2 separate regions of the Mus musculus genome follow, and region 2 is linked to region 1. A link is a loop called in an ENCODE intact Hi-C map of the cell type or tissue named here. Cell type or tissue: left cerebral cortex. All regions are shown on one strand.

Evidence for each region. Hi-C counts contacts between places; a loop is a spot of excess contacts. Peaks named below come from ENCODE experiments on the same cell type or tissue, not always from the same donor. Only the 100,000 strongest peaks of a DNase experiment are listed, where the experiment ranks them.
Region 2: it touches region 1 in a loop (2.3-fold over the local background); 4 of 42 quality-filtered maps call a loop at or near these places.

What each region holds. Positions count from the first base shown.
Region 1 is chr15:80,710,529-80,713,028 of GRCm38, reverse strand. It overlaps Tnrc6b (trinucleotide repeat containing 6b), which reads right to left and starts at 1,716. Exons shown (of 25, transcript NM_144812.3): 1 at 1,541-1,716. In left cerebral cortex, CTCF peaks have their summits at 1,238 and 1,497; DNase peaks (open chromatin) are centred at 1,022, 1,488, 1,894, 2,238 and 1 more place; H3K4me3 peaks cover 2,300 bases; H3K27ac peaks cover 1,845 bases.
Region 2 is chr15:80,869,634-80,872,133 of GRCm38, reverse strand. All of the region lies in intron 6 of Tnrc6b (trinucleotide repeat containing 6b), which reads right to left. Among named protein-coding and RNA genes, the nearest start is that of Mir5113, 69 kb to the left of the region's middle. In left cerebral cortex, a CTCF peak has its summit at 1,555 (motif pointing right); no DNase peak of the experiment used is centred here.

The DNA.
Region 1 (2,500 bases):
CCATGTAGCATGGACAGTTTATTTTGTTTTGTTTTCTTTACTCCTTTAAGTACTATCAGAAACTACATACTCAGACAATCAAGTTTAAGACAAGCCCTTAAAAACAGTGAAGAACAAGCTGAGCCTCTTTAATTCAGCATTCAGGAAAGAGGCAGGTGGTGGATCTCTGTAAGTTCCAGACCAGCCTGGTCTACAAAGCAGTTCGAGGCCAGCGGAGGCTACATGATGAGACCTTGTCTCAAAAACAAAACAAAACAAAACAAAACACACAGAGGCATGCATCCCAAGTGGGACAAACCAGTCTAATCTGTATTCTGGATACTGGTTATCCAGTATATGCCTACCTGTAGAGACTACTACTACACTGATATCCCTCCCACTTACTACATCGATACTCATGCTATACAAGTGTCTCCATGCTCTGCTCTTTAAGGAGCGTTCAAAACCCACGGCGAACACATAGTTTTAAAGTCAAGAACTGAAATCTCCCACAAGCGAAGAGAAACATTTCACAAAAGGCTAGGATGTGTGATTTTTGTACAGCTTACTGCTATGTTTAACTGTGAAGGAGGTACAAATGATGTTTTTATTCACGGAGTCTTGGTTGGTACTCTTTATTCAGAATCCAAGCAGCCCAAAGACACAGGAGAAAGCTTGAAGCTCAAAGTCTCAGACGGGTGACCTGCGTCCAAGACTAAGGATGGATGAGACGGCTGCTGTTCTTGGGTGTCGTGATAGCCACTGTAGTGAATTTCACTGGACCAGATATTTATTTAGCCATCATGGACTAACAAATCCGTTAGTTTGGAATTAAAGGGCACCTTACCAGCATTAGGTAGCAAACCCTTCCCAAGGCTCTTTCCAAATCTGTCATCCCTCCGCCCCTCGCCCCTCGTCTGTTTCCTCATCCAAAGTGAGCATCGCCTCGCCACAGCACCCCACCCCCGACCGCACGCAGCTCTCGCGGGATGCCCGTGGAACCTCGCTATCGGGGTCCAGCACATAAGCCTGCACGCCCGCCGCGCGGGGACACCGGATGCTCGCGCCCCACCGCCTGGCATTTGCAGCTCAGAGGGCCCTAGGCGACACGAAGCGCTCGGACAGCCACCGGCCCACCCGGAAGCCCTTTCCTCCGCTCACACCTGCAGGCGCGTGACGCCGGTCTGTCCCGGCCCCAATACTTGGGGACACCAAGGCCCTCGCGACCGACGTGACCGCGCGTCCCTCACACACCCCTCCCCCGCCTCACGTCTGCACATTGCGATCCCACAGCGCGCCCCGGGCAAGCGCCCCGGCCCGCCGCGGCCCACTCGGGTCGCGCGCGCTCTCTCCACCCGCCCCCCCCAACCCGCCCCTCCCGCCCGGCTCGCTCCCGTCGCGCGCGCGCGCGCGCGAGGACACGCACACGCTGCACCTCAGCGGGCCGTGCCGCGCGCCCCCGAGGGCGTCCTCAGTCGCCCACCCTGGGTCGCCCCGCTCCGCTCCGCCTGGCGGCTCCCGAGAAAGGAGCAGGCCCGCGCGGCCCACGATCCTCACTCACCGCTGAGCCGCGCCGGCTCCGAGTGCGCGGCGTTCCGCTGTGGAGCCCAGCGGTGACCGCGGTCTCCGCTCCTCCGCAAGCTGTGGAGGCGTCGTCGCGGGGAGGCTGAGAGGCGAGGGGGGTCACGGTCGCTCGCTTCACCTTGCCGAAGCTCGGGGACCCCAGAAACTAAAAACAAAATAAACAAACTTTCCCCTCCGCCTCCCTCCCCCAAAACCACAACACAAACACTCTGGCGCCCGCCCACAGCCCCACTCCATTGGCCGCAGGCAGGATGCCTCTAGCTTTCACTGGTTAGCTTTCGTGCCCGTCAAGCCGCTGGTCCTCCTCCCTTAAGTCCTCGCCGCTGCCGTCTCCCCTCATTGGCTAAGTGCTTCCCGTTTGCCGAGCTGGGATTGGCTGAGCGGCCTGCGCCAATCATGAGGGGACACACCCCCTCAGCATCCCAGAGGCCGCTTCCTCGGTCGCGGACCCAGAGAGACGAAGGGGAAACTAGAGCATGATGGCGGCCGAGATCACCTAGCGCAGTCATCTCTTCCCCCTTTTTTAGCTCACTAATGCCTCTCTCAGGGGCTGTTTCCCCCAAGCTCCTTTCACCATTCGAGACTGCACTAATAACGGAATCTATACGTGCAGGCTCCTTGATTTATCCCCTCCGAATTGCTGAGTGTGGGTTGGTTGTGCGTCATTGGACTGTCAGGGTGTCGCTCCCAAGTCACATCCTTAAGCTATTGGTGGATCAGCCAGAAAGCGGCCAACAACAAGGGCCCATGCCATTGGTTTGATTCCACTGTTTCCCCCACCCCCCTACCCCGGCCTCTTATTGGGCACTTCCGTGTTGTCCGTCAGATCCGGATTCTCCACACTACGTTTTGGCTGAGGAGCGGGGCATCTTTAGTCATTGAAAGTTGACAGTGATAACTACTATCATTTATTGTATTTTATTCCAAATACGGTCCC
Region 2 (2,500 bases), 160 kb before region 1:
GATCTGATTGGGTGCATGGGATTAATTCCATGTTCTTGTATCTGTTGAGGCCTGTTTTATGACCAATTCTATGGCCAATTTTGGAGAAAGTACCATGATGTGCTGAGCAGAAGGTATATTCTTTTGCTTTTGGATGAAATGTTCTATAAATAACTGTTAGATCCATTTGGTTCATAACTTCTGTTAATTTCACTGTGTCTCTGTTTAGTTTCTGTTTCTATGATCTGTCCATTGCTGAGAGTTGGGTGTTGAAGTCTCCCACTATTATTGTGTGAGGGTGTGATGTGTGCTTTGAGCTTTAGAAAAGTTTCTTTTATGAATGTGGATGCCCTTGCATTTGGAGCATAGATGTTCAGATTTGAGAGTTCATCTTGGTAAATTTTTCCTTTGACCAGTATGAAATGTCCTTCCTTAACTTTTTTGATAACTTTTGGTTGAAAGTTGATTTTATTCAATATTAGAATGGCTACTCCAGCTTGTTTCTTAGAACAATTTGCTTGGAAAATTGTTCTTCAACCTTTTACTCTGAGGTAGTGTCTGTCTTTGTCACCGAGGTGCATTTCCTGTACGCAGCAAAATGCTTGGTCCTGTTTACATATTCAGTCTGTTAGTCTATGTCATTTTATTGGGGAATTGAGTCCATTGATATTAAAGAGATATTAAAGATAGTTAAGAGATATTAAAGAAAAGTGATTGTTACTTCCTGTTATTTTTGTTGTCAGAGGTGGAATTATGTTTGTGTGGCTATCTTCTTTTGGGTTTGTTGAAAGCAGATACTTTCTTGCTTTTTCTAGGGTGCAGTTTCCCTCCTTGTATTGGTGTTTTCTATCTATTATCCTTTGTAGGGCTAGATCTATGGAAAGATATTGTGTAAATTTGGTTTTGTCATAGAATATCTTGTTTGTTTTTTTTTTTTGTCTATGATAATTGAGAATTTTGCTGGACATAGTAGTCTGGGTTGGCATTTTGTTCTCTTAGGGTCTGTATGACTTCTGCCCAGGATCTTCTAGCTTTCATAGTCTCTGGTGAGAAGTCTGGTATAGTTCTGATAGGTCTGCTTTTATATGTTACTTGTTCTTTTTCACTTTTTCGCTTTTAATATTCTTTCTTTGTTTTGTGCATTTGGTGTTTTGATTATTATGTAACAGGAGGAATTTCTTTACTGGTCCATTCTATTTGGAGTTCTGTAGGCTTTTTGTATGTTCATGGGCATATCTTTATTTAGGTTAGGGAAGTTTTCATCTATAATTTTGTTGAAGATATTTACTGGCCGTTTAAGTTGGAAATTTTTGCTCTCTTCTATACCTATTATCCTTAGGTTTCCTCGTCTCATTGTGTCTTGAATTTCCTGGATGTTTTGGGTTAGGGGCCTTTTGCTTTTTGTATTTTGACTATTGTGTCAATGTTTTCTATGGTATCTTTTGCACCTAAGATTCTCTTTTCTATCTCTTGTATTCTGTTGGTAATGTTTGCATCTATGACTCCTAATCTCTTTCCTAGGTTTTCTTTTTTAAAAGATTTATTTATTTATTATAATTTATTTATTTATTATATGTAAGTACACTGTAGCTGTTTTCAGACACACCAGAAGAGGGCATCAGATTTCATTATGGATGGTTGTGAGCCAGCATGTGGTTGCTGGGATTTGAACTTAAGACCTTTAGAAGAGCAGTCAGTGCTCTTAACTGCTAAGCCATCTCTCCAGCCCCTTTCCTAGATTTTCTAACTCCAGGGTTGTCTCCCTTTGTGATTTCTTTATTGTTTTTATTACCACTTTGAGATCTTGGATGGTTTTGTTCATTTCCTTTGCCTGTTTGTGTTTTCCTGTAATTCTTTAAGGGATTTTTGTTGTTGTTGTTTCCTCTTTAAGGGCTTCTAGCTGTTTACCTGTGTTCTCCTGTAGCTCTTTAAGGGAGTCATTATGTCCTTCTTAAAGTCCTCTATCACCATCATGAGAAGTGATTTTAGATCCATATCTTGTTTTTCCAGTGTGATGGTGTATCCAGGACTTGCTTTGGTGGGAGAATTGGGTTCTGATGATGCCAAGTAACCTTGGTTTCTGTTGCTTACGTTCTTGTGCTTGCCTCCCGCCATCTGATATCTCTAGTGCTACCTGCCCTTGTTATATCTGACTGAAGCCTGTCCTTCCTGTGGTTCCAGTTCAGCTGTCTCTGTGATCCTGAGATCCTGGTGTGACCAAGCTCTTGGGATCCTGTTAGTCTGTGATCCTGGGCATGTTAGAGCACCTGGGAGTGGGGCCTCCTCTGGGTGTTGTGGGACTGGCTACGGAGCTCTCACTCAGGGTCTGCTCAGGGCACTGGCCCAGACTGGAAGGTTCCTTTATCTTAATGGGACCAAACACACACGCACACACCCTTTTCATCTACATATACTTGTAAGAGGGCTAGGGATATAGTTCTGTGGTGAGCAAGAGGCTCTAGATTCAATCCCCAGTACTAGAAAACCAAAACTAAAACTAAGCAAAACCAGTTAAAACCTT